Regions from separate parts of the Homo sapiens genome. Here regions 2 and 3 are each linked to region 1. The links are chromatin contacts, found by Hi-C or POLR2A ChIA-PET in ENCODE. All regions are on one chromosome and are shown on one strand. Each heading gives the region's core, a stretch centred on a gene start or an enhancer-like site at or near the end of the contact. The rest is flanking DNA. Distances are from core to core; before and after follow the strand shown.

Evidence for each region. A loop is a pair of places that touch in the nucleus more often than their neighbours do. ChIA-PET counts read pairs that join two places held with the same protein, here RNA polymerase II (POLR2A). Pooled maps may share reads with other maps.
Region 2: a loop to region 1 is called in a map of B cell, with 9 times the contacts of the local background. The contact joins the promoter of ZNF91 here to the promoter of ZNF708 in region 1. A Hi-C loop is called at or near these places in 1 of 168 maps with a recorded cell type or tissue (B cell) and 11 of 50 pooled maps. POLR2A ChIA-PET finds 5 or more read pairs at or near these places in 4 of 52 experiments (CD4-positive, alpha-beta T cell, WTC11, activated naive CD4-positive, alpha-beta T cell and 1 more).
Region 3: a loop to region 1 is called in a map with no recorded cell type, with 11 times the contacts of the local background. The contact joins the promoter of ZNF681 here to the promoter of ZNF708 in region 1. A Hi-C loop is called at or near these places in 1 of 37 single-sample maps with no recorded cell type and 6 of 50 pooled maps. POLR2A ChIA-PET finds 5 or more read pairs at or near these places in 1 of 52 experiments (naive thymus-derived CD8-positive, alpha-beta T cell).

Annotation. Positions count from the first base shown.
Region 1 is chr19:21,326,293-21,331,120 of GRCh38, reverse strand. ZNF708 (zinc finger protein 708) reads left to right here and starts at 1,711. Exons shown (of 4, transcript NM_021269.3): 1 at 1,711-1,911. The coding sequence starts at 1,909. RefSeq lists a silencer at 1,398-1,619 and enhancers at 866-1,854, 1,739-1,918, 1,959-2,158, 3,247-3,768.
Region 2 is chr19:23,392,832-23,397,700 of GRCh38, reverse strand. ZNF91 (zinc finger protein 91) reads left to right here and starts at 2,230. Exons shown (of 4, transcript NM_003430.4): 1 at 2,230-2,376. The coding sequence starts at 2,347. RefSeq lists an enhancer at 1,960-2,828.
Region 3 is chr19:23,756,592-23,761,489 of GRCh38, reverse strand. It overlaps ZNF681 (zinc finger protein 681), which reads left to right and starts at 2,599. Exons shown (of 4, transcript NM_138286.3): 1 at 2,599-2,743. The coding sequence starts at 2,741. It also overlaps a transcript of RPSA2 not described here. RefSeq lists an enhancer at 2,401-2,919.

The DNA of each region.
Region 1 (4,828 bases), core at 462-2,961:
GTCTCGATCTCCTGACCTCGTGATCCGCCCGCCTCGGCCTCCCAAAGTGCTGGGATTACAGGCGTGAGCCACTCCGCCCGGCCTGCCCTCTGCTCTGTCTATGACCACTGTCTGTTCTACCCTCAGAACCGAAGAGAGATGTTGGTAGGGAGAGGCTCTCTCCTCACCTCCGGCAGAAAAGGGATGTTCAGGTCGTTCACCCTCCTGATGTCAGAGCTGCACTTCAATGTAGCAGCTATTGGCCCTGTGTTGCTACTGGCTGCCTGGAATGCGCCTGGTCTGAACTGCGATGTGCTAGAAAGGTAAAATACGAGTTAGTTTCAAAGGTTTAGTTCCATATATATAGACACACTTCATTAATAATTACATATTTCTCACATATTAAAATGACAATATTTTCGATATATTGGGTTAAATTGTTACAATCAATTTCACCTGTTCTTTGTTTCTTTTTAAAAATAGAGCTAAACTCTTTTTAAAGTTTGGCTACAAATTAGCCGGGCATGGTGGCCAGCGCCTTTTATCTCAGCTACTTGGGAGGCTGAGGCAGGAGAATCGCTTGAACCCGGGAGGCAGAGGTTGCAGTGAGCAGAAATCGCGCCATTGCACTCCAGCCCAGGCAACAATGTGAGACTCCGTCTAAAAAAATAAAAATATAAAATAAAGTTTGGCTACTAGAAAATTTAAAATTTACATGTGGCTCACATTTTATGATTTTATTTTATTTATTTATTTTTTTTGAGACAGAGTTTCACTCTTGTTGTCCATACTGGAGTGCAGTGGCGTGATCTCGTCTCACTGCAACCTCCACCGCCCAGGATCAAGCGATTCTCCTGCCCCAGCCTCCCAAGTAGCTGGGATTACAGGCGCCTGCCACCATGCCCAGCTAATTTTTTTGTATTGTTTTAGAGACGGGGTTTCACCATGTTGGCCAGACTGATCTCGAACTCTGAACCTCAGATGATCCACCCTCTTCGGCCTCCCGAAGTACTGGGATTACAGGCGTGAGGTACAGCGCCCAACTTGTGGCTCACATTTTATTTCAGAGAATTGCCTCCTTTTTAAAATCTCAGGCTGCCTGCTCAAAGGACCAGAAGTCAGGAAGGTCACAAAATATAAAATTTTAGAACAGTTGGGCCGGGCGCAGTGGCTCATGCCTGTAATCCCAGCATTTTGGGAGGCCGAGGCGGGAGGATCACCTGAGGTCTGGAGTTTGAGACCAGCCTGACCAACATGGAGAAACCCCGTCTCTACTAAAAATACAAAAAAATTAGCCGGGCATGGTGGCGCATGCCTGTAATCTCAGCTACGCGGGAGGCTGAGGCAGGAGAATCGCTTGAACCCGCGAGGTGGAGGTTGCGATGAGCCAAGATCGCGCCATTGCACTCCAGCCTGGGCAACAAGAGTGAAACTCAATCTCAAAAAAAAAATTTTTTTTAGAACAATTGGGTTATTATATTCTTTTCATTTGTGAATAGCCATATAGCATATTATTTATAAGGGCATATGACCTTATACACAAGATTAAAGGCAAACACCCTCTCGGGTGGGCCTGGCTCAGCTCAGGGAGGAAGCCTTGCCTGAAAAGGCTGCAGCATAGGCTGTCACACTTCATTCAGCCCAGCATCTGATCACATCTTCCGTCCCTCAGGGCCTGAAGGGGCGGGTTTTAACATTATCCAATCAGGGACTCTGAGCTGGGGACAGTTCACTCAGACACGCAGCTGGACCGGACAGGGCGGCTTCCGGGTTTGGCGCGGCCTTTGTCTCTTGCTGCAGCCGGAGCTCCGGTCTCGTCTTCACTGCTGTTTGTCCTCTGCTCCTAGAGGCCCAGACTCTGTGGCTCTGTGACCTGCAGGTATTGGGAGATCCACAGCTAAGACTCCAGGACCCTCTGGAAGCCTAGAAATGGTGAGAGTGCCGTCCGACATCCCGAGAGAGGGGAAGGGCTGGTTGAAACCTGTGGGAAGTGGCTGTGGCGGGACTCAGGACTCCCCGCAGTCATCTCCACAATCTGCGCTCCGAGTTCTCCTTGCCTAGCTCGGCCTCAGTCCCCTTCAGCCATAAGATGGCGGCTGCGCCGACAGCCGGGCCCCCGGGCGTCCTGTCTCTTCCCTGCGCAGTGACTGTGCCCTGGCCTGCAGCCCTCTCTGGGCGGCTCTGCACCGGCAGCGCCGCGCCTCTCCCAGATTGTGCAGGGACCATGGGAGGGTGGTCAGGGGAGAATCCTGACTTGGGGTCGGGTTCATGAATGGGAAGAGCTTTGGTCTGTGGGGTTCCCGGTTCCTATTTTCTCCTATTAAAAATCTGTGGCAGTCATCGCAAAAAATATTAAAGAATTTAATCAAAGAGTGATTCAATAATTGTAGAGCACAAAAGTATGTTTTGTAGTTTGTGGTTCATGGGAGGAGCTTGAAGGAAAGACTTTTTATAAGGTGCATGATGAAGAAAACTATATTTAATAATCGGTTAGGTACATTTACGTAGCTGTTGCTGTTAAGTAGAAAGCCGGGGACTAGAGCCTCCTCAGTGTAATTGCCTGCCACTTAATTATTCTCACACTCCACAGGGGACTGATTTTCCCCTGCATTTTTCACATGCGTTCCAAGCGGGGTCTCAAGTGTACCTCCCAGCCCCATTCCTCCAGCCTAACTCTGGCCTGCAGTTAGATTTAAACTGCAAATAAACTAAAATACTAAATTTCTAGTTCCTTCTGACATTTCCAAATGCCAGCTTGCCTTTCCTAATTCACATTCTCAACTGTTTTTCCTTTAGTGTACATTTTTGATACTGTATTTTAGTTAATCATTTTTTGACAAAGCATTGGATGGCACTTAAAATTGTTTTCTGGTTGAAAATATTTCTCATGAGAAGAAAGCAAAAAATAATTCCCTGACACTGTATTTTATGAAATTTCTATGGCTTTTTTTTTTTTATCTTCCTCAGGCACAGAAATCTTATCAGAATGTTTGTTTTCAGGTGAAGGTTTTTCTTTGGAAACTTTACGGAGTGATGTGTCTTCAGCCACCCTTCAGTTTTTTCCTGGTCCTGGGTTTCAGTACTGTCTGGAGTAAACCAAGATACACATCATGACTTTTTCTGCTAGAGTGTCTAGTGAATATCAGCTCCTGGGTCATTTTTCTCCCTGAGGACAACCTGAGGTATGGAGTGTAGCTTCTCAAGGGAGCAGGTGGATGCCCTGGGGCTGAGAGGCATCTCCTGGCATACTCTTCCTTTGAAAAGCTAACCCCTTGAGACATTAAGATTGTCTTCACCCAACCCAGCTTCCATTTCTTGGAGACACAGTGCTGGTCAGCCAATCAGATGCTGGTATTGAGGGGAAAACACAGAAATAATTTCTGCCCCCTGAATTCTCTAAATTTTGTGGAAAAAAAAAAGTATCCCAAAAGACAAAGAAAAACCTGACCCAAGTGAGATGGTGCAAGAACTTACAAAGTAAAATGCACCTGGGGCATAGTGTAATGTCTCCTGAGAGGGTGGTTATTGAGCACTTAAGGTGAGCAGAATGGGGTGGGTGAATATCAGTCAGACACATCTGTTTTCTTTCTTTTCTTTTTTTTTTTTTTTGAGGTGGAGTTTCACTCTTGTTGCCCAGGCTGGAGTGCAATGGCACGATCTCGGGTCACCGCAACCTCCGCCTCCCAGGTTCAAGCGATTCTCCTGCCTCAGCCACCCGAGTAGCTGGGATTACAGGCATGTGCCACCACACCCAGCTAATGTTTTTGTATTTTTAGTAGAGATGGGGTTTCTCCATGTTGGTCAGGCTGGTCTCAAACTCCAGACCTCAGGTGATCCGCCCGCCTCGGCCTCCCAAAGTGCTGGGAATACAGGCGTGAGCCACCGCGCCCGGTCTAGACACATCTGTTTTCTAATTAGCACTACCACTCCCTGGGTTTGTCACCTTGAAAAGATTTGTTCACTTATGTTGACTTCCATTATTTAACTGTAAATTGCATTTTATTAATAGGACTTGGAAGGTAAGAAAATATTAACAGAGGGCATAAAAGAGGTGGATTTCAGAAAAAATTAATATTAATCATGTATTTTATTTGTGAGAAATTCTCATTTAAGTTTTCCTTTCTTAGAGTAAGTTTAGGAATTTTCTCAGATGTATTTTTTGTGAATATATATATAATCAAATATATATGTATTTATATTTATATTTAATATGGACTCTTGCTCTTGTTGCCCAGGCTGGAGTGCAATGGCACAATCTTGGCTCACTGCAACCTCTGCCTCCCGGGTTCAAGCAATTCTTCTGCCTCAGCCTCCCGGGTAGCTAGAATTACAGGTGGGCGTGCCACCATGCCCAGCTAATTTTTGTATTTTTTGTAGAGAACGGGGTTTCTCCATGTTGGCCAGGCTGGTCTCAAATTCCTGATCTCAAGTGATCCACCCGCCATGGCCTCCCAAAGTGTTGGGATTATAGGCATGAGCCACCGCGCCCAGCCTATTTTATGAGATTTTGGTGCACCCATCACCAGAGCATTATACACTGCACCAAATTTGTAGTCTTTTATCCCTCGTCCCCCTTCCACTCTTCCCCTCAAATCCCCAAAGTCCATTGTATCATTCTTATGCCTTTGCATCCTTATAGCTTAGCTCCCACATAACAGAACATACCATGTTTGGTTTTCAACTCCTGAGATACTTTGCTTAGAATAATAGTCTCTAGTCTCATCCAGGTTACTGCAAATGCTGTTAATTCATTTTTTATGGCTGTGTAGTATTCCATTGTATATATATACCACAGTTTCTTTATCCATTCATTGATTGATGAGGATTTGGGTTGGTTCCATGATTTTGC
Region 2 (4,869 bases), core at 981-3,480, 2.1 Mb before region 1:
GGGAGGGAAAGGAGTTCTTAGCCCTGATGCAGGTAGCCCCTACTGCTGTGTCATTCCCCTATTGGCTAGGGTTGGACTGCACAGTCTAAGCTAATTCCCATTGGCTATTTTAAAGAGAGGAGGAGTACAAGCCAGAGTGGTGGGGTGAGCAGTTTGGGTGGGAACTACTGTTATGGAACAGGTGACCAAGGTGACTCAGGTCAGAGCAGGTGACCAGGGGTGACTCAGGATGGAGCAGGTGACCAGGGGTACAGATGTAAACTACTGATTAGAACTGGCGGGAAGGTTGTTTACTAAAACTGGAGACAAAAACAACAAAGAAGTTAAACTTTAAAATGGAGAATGAAGAACAGGGAGCTGAATATACTGACATACTGATTCTTTGAAGAGCAATTTAGAACTCACTGTATTTAACATTAAAATATATAAATGTTTTTTATCTACAAATATTAATATAAAACAGTTCAAAATTACTTCCTAGGGATTTCACTAAAAATTAGTTTGTTAAGGGTTAATGTAATTAATAAAAGACCACTAGATGTAAAAAAACTAATTCTTCAAAGAGAATGTTTAAGGCCAGGTGTTGTGGCTCACGCCTTGTAATCCCAACACTTTAGGAGGCCGAGATAGGCAGATCATTTTGAGCTTAGGAGATCGAGACCAGCCTGAGCAACATGGCAAATTCCAGTCACTACTTCAAATAAGGAAATAAACCGGGCATGATCGCGCACGCCTGTAATCCCAGCTACTCCAGAAGCTGAGGCTGGAGAATCGCTTGAATCTGGGAGGTGGAGGTTGCAGTGAGCTGAAATCATGCCACTGCACTTCAGCCTGGGTGACAGAACAAGCTTCTCTCTTGGAAATTAAAAGAAAATAGAGAGAGTATAAACAAAAGCAAAATATGCTTTTGATGAAGAAAGTTAGAAACATTTGTCTGCTTTGAAATTACTTAAAGGTTCCTTCAAATTGAAAAAGTAAAAATAATGTAGATTAAAATGAAATATAAAAAGTTAAACAATGGACCGGCATCATGGCTTACCCATGTAATCCCACTACTTTGGGAGGCTAAGGCAGGTGGATCACCTGAGGCCAGGAGTTCGAGACCAGCCTGGCCAACATGGTGAAACCGCATCTCTACTAAAAATACAAAAAATTAGTCAGGTGTGGTGGTGCACCTGTCATCCCAGCTACTCCAGAGGCTGAGGGAGGAGAATCCCTTGGACCTGAAAGGCAGAGGTTGCAGTGAGCCGAGATCGTGCCGCTGGACTTCAGCCTGGGCCACAGAGCAAGACTCAGTCTCAAAAAAAAAAAATTAAAAAATTATAAGAGATCATAAAATATGTATAAAAATCTAGAGAGGTCAAAAAAATTTTAATGTATTTTTATTTTTATTTTTTGCTGGGGTGCAGTGGCATGATCTCAACTCACTACAACCTCCGCCTCCCGGGTTCAGGCGATTCTCCTGCCTCAGCCTCCGGAGTAGCTGGGATTACAGACGTGTGCCACCATGCTCAGCTAATTTTTATATTTTATTTTTCATTTTTTTGAAATGGAATTTCACTCTTATTGTTCAGTCTGGAATGTATTGGCGCGATCTAGGCTTACTGCAACCTTGGCCTCCCGGGTTCTAGCAATTCTCCTGCCTCAGCCTCCCGAGTAGTTGGGATTACAGGCACGCACCACCATGCTCAATAATTTTGTATTTTTAGTAGAGATGGGGTTTCACCATGTTAGCCAGACTGGTCTCGGACTCCTGACCTCAGGAGATCCACCTGCCTCGGCCTCCCAAAGTGTTGGGATTACAGGTGTGAGCCACGGCGCCCGGCTGAGAGACTTACAATGTTTTATCAAATTAGCTTTATTATTGATAATACACAATAAAGTAAAAGTTGATTTTCTCTGGAACAAAAATTTTATGTATTATTAATATACATCAAATATTTTTGTTCACATTTTGAATACATTGAAAGAGAGCAAAGAAGAGAGAGGATTTTCCCATGCTCTGAGGTGGGCCTGGCTGAGCTGAGGAAGCCCTGCCTGAAAAGGCTGCAGCCTACGCTGTCACTCTTTCTTCATTCAGCCCAGTGTCTGATCACATCTTCTGTCACTCAGGGCCTGAGAAGGCGGGGCCTTAAACGTTATCTAATCAGGGACGCTGGGCTGGGAACTGTCCAATCAGGCACAAAGCTGGAGCGGACAGGGCGGCTTCCGGGATGTGGCTGGGCCTTTGTCTCTCGCTGCCGCCGGAGTTTCCAGGTCTCGACTTCACTGCTCTGTGTCCTCTGCTCCAGGAGGCCCAGCCTGTGTGGCCCTGTGACCTGCAGGTATTGGAGAGCCACAGCTAAGATGCCAGGAACCCCTGGAAGCCTAGAAATGGTGAGACTGCCAGGTGCGACGTCCCGAGAGAGGGAACGGGGCTCGTTGAAACCGGTGGGATGCGGCTGTGGCGAGCCTCAGGCCTTCCTTCAGTCAGCTCCACAATCCGTGCCCGGGTTCTCCTTGCCCAGCTCGGCCTCAGTCCCCTTCAGCGATAAGATGGCGGCTGCGTTGACAGGCGGGCTCCGGGCGTCCTGTCTCTTCCCTGCCCAGTGACTGTGTCCTGGCCTGGAGCCCTCTCTGGGCAGCTCTGCTCCCGCAGCGCCGCGTCTCTCCCAGATTGTGCAGGGATCACGGGAGGGTCGTCAGGGGAGAATCCTGACTGGAGGTGCTGGCTCATGAATAGGAAGCACTTTAGTCCGTGGGGTTCCCAGGGCCTCTTTTTTTCTATTAAAAATTTATGGGCGTCACCGCGAAAAGATTAAATAATTTAATCAAAGAGTGATTCAAACATTGTAGAGCACCCAGCTATGGTTTGTAATTTGTGGTCTATGAAAGGCCTTGAAGGAGATATTTTTATAAGGTTCATGGTAAAGAAAACCAAATTCAGTAATTTGCTAGGTACAGTTATGTAGGTTTTGTTTTGTTTTGTTTTTTGAAAAGGAGTTTTGCTCTCTCGCGCGGGCTGGAGTGCAGTGGCGTGATCTCGGCTCACCGCAACCTCTGCCTTCCGGGTTCAAGCGATTCTCCTGCCTCAGCCCTAGTAGCTGGGATTACAGGCGCCTGCCACCACACCAGGCCAATTTTTTTATTTTTCGGAGAGACGGGGTTTCACCTTGTTGGCCAGGCTGGTCTGGAACTCCTGACCTTAGGTGATCCACCCACCTTGGCCTCCGAAAGTGCTGGAATTACAGGCGTGAACCACCGCACCTGGCCTAGTTTCTTAATTTTTACAATCTAGGTGGAAATATCCTTCTTATGTAATCAGAGCTTAATTGGCAGTTTATAGTTGCTTAAGCCTAAATTTTGCTTCTGCCAATGTAGTAATTTACCAAAAAATGCTCTTGAGTTTAGATTTTTATTTTTAGAAGTAGAAATCCGAGGACTAGAGCCACCTCAATCTAATTGCCTGCCACTTAATTTTTCTCACACTCAAAAGGGGACGATTTTTCCCTGAATTTTTTACATGTGTCTCAAGCAGGGCCTCAAGTCCACCCCTCATCCCCTGTTCCTCCAGCCTAACTCTGGCTTGCAGTAAAATACTAAATTTCCAGTTTCGTCTGACATTCCCAAATGCCAATTTCCCCTCCCTAATTCACTTTATCAACTATTTGTCCTGTAGTGTACATTTTGATACCGATTTTAATCATTTTTATTTTTAATTTTTGAGACAGAGCCTTGCTCTGTCACCCAGGCTGGAGTGCAGTGACGCACTAGGCTCACTACAACCTCCGCCTACTGGGCTCAAATGATTCTCCTCTCTCAGTCTCCCAAGTAGCTGGACTTACAGGTGCCCACGACCACGTCTGGCTAATTTTTGTATTTTTAGTACAGACAGGGTTTCACTATGTTGGCCAGGCTGGTCTCGAACTCCTGGCCTCAGCTGGTCTGCCCACTTCGGCCTCCCAAAGAGCTGGGATTACAGACGTGAGCCACCGCATCTGGCCAATTAATTTTTTTTTTGACAAAGCATTTGATGGCACATTTAAAAAGATTTGTTTTTTTTGGTAAATACTCCCTGTGAGAAGAAAGCAAAGAATAATCTCCTGACACTGTATGGTAAAATATCTCTGTGCGTTTTTTTCGTCTATTTTCCCTAGACGCAGCTATCTTACCAGAATGTTTTTGGGTCAGGTTTTCCTTTTGGAAACTGTATAGGGTGATGTGTCTTCAGTCACCCTTCAGTTTTTTCTTGGACCTAGATTTCAGTACTGTATGGGGATAAACCAAGATACCCACCATGGCTATGTGTGCTAGAGTGTCTAGTGAATATCAGCTTCTGGGTCATATTCTCTCATAGGACAACCTGAGGTATTGAGTTTAGCTTCTCAAGTGTGGACGTGGATGCCCTGAGGCTGAGAGGCATTTCCTGGTGCACTTTTTTTTAAAGTTAATTCCTTGAGACATTAATATTGCCTTCACCCAATTCAGCTTTCATTTCTTGGAGACACATTGCTGGCCAGCCAATCAGATACTAGTATTGAGGAGAAAACAAATAATTTCTGCCTCCTGGATTCCTTTAGGGGGCAGAAAAATAGTGCAAGAAAAATAGTAAAAAAATTTCTAGAAAAAAAATACCCAGCACTCCAAAAGACAAAAAACAAAAAAAAACCCAAAAAACCAAAAAACTGACCCCAGTTAGATGGCGTAAGAACTTGCAGAGTATAATGTGCCTGAGGCACTCACTGGGGCATAGTTCAGAGTCTCCTGAGAGGGGGTTATTGAGCACTTAAGTGAGCAGGATGGGATGGGACAATCTCTCAAGTAATTGAATGGCCTGACTTGACACATGAGGAAGACATATCTGTATCTTGAAAAGCTTTGTTCACTTAT
Region 3 (4,898 bases), core at 1,350-3,849, 2.4 Mb before region 1:
GTTTTGTTTTGTTTTTGGAGACAAGGTCTCACTCTGGTGCTCTGGCTGGAATGCAGTGGCACAACCATAGCTCATAATTTGGTTGTAACAGTTCTTTAAAAAATATTGTTGGCTGGGTTTGATGGCTAACACCTGTAATCCAAACACTTTGGAAAGCCATGGTGGAATGATTGCTTAAGCCCAGGGGTTCAAGACCAGTCTGGGCAATGTAGTGAGACTCAGTCTCTACAAAAATTTAGAAAATTGGCCTTGTGTGGAGTTGCCTGCCTATAGTCTCACCTACTCAAGAGGCTGAGGTAGAAGGATCACTGGAGGTTGAGGCTGCAGTGACCCATCATTCAGCCACTACACTTCAGCCTGGATGACAGAGTGAGACCTCTATGTGTACACACACACACACATATATATATACACACACACAAACATATATATATATACACATATATACCCTATATATATGTGTATATATATATACACACATATATTTATACACCCTATATATATAATCAAAATAATATGTATGTTTGCCAGGCATGGTAGCTTACACCTGTAATCCCTGCATTTTGGGAGGCCGAGGTGGGCAGATCACCTGAGGTCAGGAGTTCGAGACCAGCCTGCCCAAAATGGTAAAACCCCAACTCTGCTAAACATACAAAAATTAGCCCAGTGTGGTGGCACGCATCTGTAATCCCAATTATTCAGGAGGCTGAGGCAGGAGGATTGCTTGAACCTGGGAGGCAGAGGTTGCAGTGAGCCGAGACTGCACCATTGCACTCCAGCCTGGGCAACACAGCAAGACTCTGTCTTAAAAAAAAAAAAATATATATATATATATATATATGTTGAAAGAAATTTAAGCACAGAAGAAAAGTGAAAGACTATGGTGGGGAATGTGATAAAAGGTGAGTGTGGCTGCTACAGCTCGGTGAGATTTGGTTTCCATCTTAAGGAACTGCCCTCCCACACTGAAACCACAACCCAGCACATGCCAATTCTCACACTATTTATACTTTGCACAAAGACAGCAGAAGGAGGTCAACATCATCGTTCATGACATGGAAGTCTATTCCCCACTGAGACATTTTAAAAATGTTATTGTCTTAAGCCCTCTTCCTTCTAATAAAGCCTATACAAATACACCCATACAAGCCTGAAACTACTCAAAATTAAAAATCAGGCTTTTGAAATCCCATAAATAAGAAAACACAAAAACAGCCACTTTGAGGAGAGAGTGGAATGGAGGGGGTTAGGGGGCTCGCTTCACCTCCTGGCCCCATGTGGAGATAGGGATGGAGTCAAGGGAGACCCTGGGAAGTCATTTGTTCTGACTGGGTTTTCCCCCAGCTCCACACTTTGTTAACCATTTCCTGGGAAGAGCTTAGGAACCTCCTGTGCTCTAGTGAGTTAGGGCCTCCCCTCACAGGGTATTGGCAAGGAGAAATTCTGAGACTCTGTGACTGAGAAGCTAGCACAGTGCTTGACAAGTACCTATGGGAACTGTCGTCCTCTGTAACTATCATGTAGCCTTGGAGTGTTGAGATGGCCTGGCCTGGCCTGAGGCTTGGCAAAGCTGTTTGAGGGTCAGCTGCTTTAGGCTCCCACTTTCTCCTCAATCAAAGTGGCTGCTTTTGTGTCTGTTTATTTATGGTTTTAAAAACCTGATATATAGGCCGGGCGCGGTGGCTCACACCTGTAACCCCAGCACTTTGGGAGGCTGAGGCGGGCCAATCACGAGGTCAGGAGTTCAAGACCAGCCTGGCCAACATAGTGAAACCCCGTCTCTACTAAAAATGCAAAAATTAGCCGGGCATGGTGGCACGCACCTGTAGTCCCAGCTCCTCGGGAGGCTGAGGCAAGAGAATCACTTGAACCCAGGAGGCAGAGGTTGTTGTGATCTGAGATTGTGCCACTGCACTCCATCCTGGGCAACAGAGCGAGACTCCGTCTCAAAAAAAAAAAAAAAAAAACCTGATATATAAATAGAAAGTGCAGCTGGAGGTGCCGAGGCTCAGTGTCTAGGGCTGTGCTTCATGGGCTTCCTTGCTGGCATGTGGCCAGGTGAACTCTGGGTGTAAGGTGGCTCCTACCCTGGATCTACAATCCCCACCACCTCTCCCAGGCCTGAGTAACCAACACAACGCAGTGCTAAAGAGCGCGTGAGTGACGGGCATCAAGCCCATCCAGGAAGATTTGAATGCCATCTGGGCTGGGGGCTGTCGGGGTAGGGACTATGGCTGCCAGAAACCAGGACGGTCATAAAAGATGAAATATTAAAATAATTGTTATTATATATATTTTTATTTTTGAATAGCTATCTAGTATATTATTTGAAATGCATGTGACCTTACACAGAAGGTTAAAGGCAAATACCCTGTTGGGTGGGCCTGGCTTAGCTCAGGGAGGGAGCCCTGTCTGAAAACGCTGCAACTTACGTTGTTAGTCTTCATTCAGCAGAGCATCTGATCACATCTTCTGTCACTCAGGACCTGAGGGGTGGGGTTTTAATCATTATCCAGTCAGGGACGCTGGGCTGGGAACTGTCCAATCAGGCATGCAGCTGGAGCAGACAGGGCGGCTTCCGGGATTGGCGGGGCCTTTGTCTCTCCCTTCAGCCCGAGCTCCGGGTCTCGTCTTCACTGCTCTGTGTCCTCTTCTTCTAGAGGCCCAGCCTCTATGGCCCTCTGACCTGCAGGTATTGGCGATCCATAGCTAAGACGCCAGGTCCCCCGGAAACCTAGAAATGGTGAGAATGTCGGGTCCGACATCCCGAGAGAGGGGAAGGGGCTGTGGCGGGACTCAGACCTCGCCGCAGTCAGCTCCACAATTTGCGCCCTGAGTTCTCCTCGCCCAGGCGGCCTCAGTCCACTTGGACCATAAGATGGCGGCTGCGCTGACAGCCAGCCCCCCGGGCGTCCTTTCTCCTCCCTGCTCAGTGACTGTGTCCTGGCCTGCAGCTCTCTCTGGGTGGCTCTGCATCCGCAGCGCCGGGTCTCTCCCAGATTGTGCAGGGACCACGGGAGGGTCGTCAGGGGCGAATCCTGACGGGTGCCGGGTTCATGAATGGGAAGAGCTTTGGTCCGTGGCGTTCCTAGTCTCTCTTTCCTTTCATTAAAAATGTATGAGAGTCAAAAGGCCTGGCGCGGTGGCTCGCGCGTGTAATTCCAGCACTTTGGGAGGCCGAGACAGCCTCCCGAGTAGGTGTAATTACAGACATTTGCCACCACGCCCGGCTAAATTGTTTTCTTTTCATATGGCCATTAGAAAAATAGATGAAGCAGTCATGGTCCCTACAATCCAGGAGCTTTTAGTCTAGCAACTGGATAAATGGTTAAATTAAGCATCATATAATTGGTACAATAAATAGATGTGTGCAGAAAATTTGGGCTCTATTTGTGCCACTTTATATAATTGTGACTTGCGATGTCATCACCTGAAGGGATATTTATAGACAGAAGAATTATTTCTATTTCCATTTCTTTTACCTTGTTAATACATATTTATCTTTTAATAAAATTACCCTAGAAAACCTTTATAAATGTGTTCAAATTGCTTATTAGTATATGTCATATAATTGATAGGGCAGGGTCTAAGAAAGATTAAAATTATACAAACTCTGAGATTTAAGGATTTTTTTTTTAAGGTAAGTTTAGGAAAAACAGAACTGGAAATACCCCAGTGGCATAGAGAACAGAATTCTATATAGAGTCCACTCCCTGCCCCAGTTCTGCTCAGGTTCACCTTTTTGGAGGCCTTATTTAGGTCTGGCCCTACCCTTAAGTCTTGCCTCATAGAACTGATTTTTGGAGATCGGAGTTTTGGCTGGTGAATTCTGCTGCTAGGGCTGGTGCTTACAATTCCTGAAACACAAAAGCAGATAAATTAAAAAAATAAAGTATATATTTTATGGTTATAATTTTTTATTAAAACTAGTGCTTGCATTCTATCTAGCAACTTGTTTTCTATTCTTACAGATCTAGTAGTTGCTCTACAAGTCACAAACAAGTAAACAGACACAATATAAATTTCTCTAAAATACATTAAATTCTTTCCGCATTCCTCTCTGTCTATATTTAGCTTTTATTGTGTATACTTTTTAAAAAAAATCAATGACAGAGAAACAGAAGAAATAAAAATGCCGGGCTTTTCATCTAAATCCTGGGAATTATTAAACAGTACCAGCTCCCAGGGTGTTATAAAAATTAAATTACATAATGTGTTATCCCAGGCACAGTGCCCTGTAACATAATTTTTTTTCTTTTTCTTTTTGTTGTATCTCAGCACTTTTAGCTTGTATAACTTTTATAAGCCAGGTGAGGTGGCTCACACCTGTAATCCCAGCATTTTGGGAGGCTCAGGTAAGTGGATCACGAGGTGAGGAGTTTGAGACCAGCCTGGCAAAGAGACCAGCCTGGCCAACATGGTGAAAGCCCATCTCTACTAAAAATACAAACATTAGCCAGGCATGGTGGCGGACATCTGTAATCCCAGCTACTCTGGAGGCTGAGGTCGGAGAATTGCGTGAACCCACGAGACAGAGGTTGCAGTGACCCGAGATCACGCCATGGCACTCCAGCTTGGGTGACAGAGCGAGACTCCAACTCAAAAAAAAAATAAATTTTTGTATAATTTTTATTATCATTTATTTCTAAGTATAGTCTTTTATAATATATTTTTTTTCTATTTTACTTTAAGTTTCGGGATACAAGTGCAGAACGTGTAGGTTTGTGACATATGTGTACATGTGTCATGGTGGTTTGCTGCACCTATCAACCCATCACCTAGGTTTTAAACCTGGCATGCATTAGCTATTTATCCTAATGCTCTTTCTCTCCTTGTCCCTCCACCCCCCGACTGGCCCTGGTGTGTATGGTTTGTCTCCTTGTGTTTATGTGTGCTCA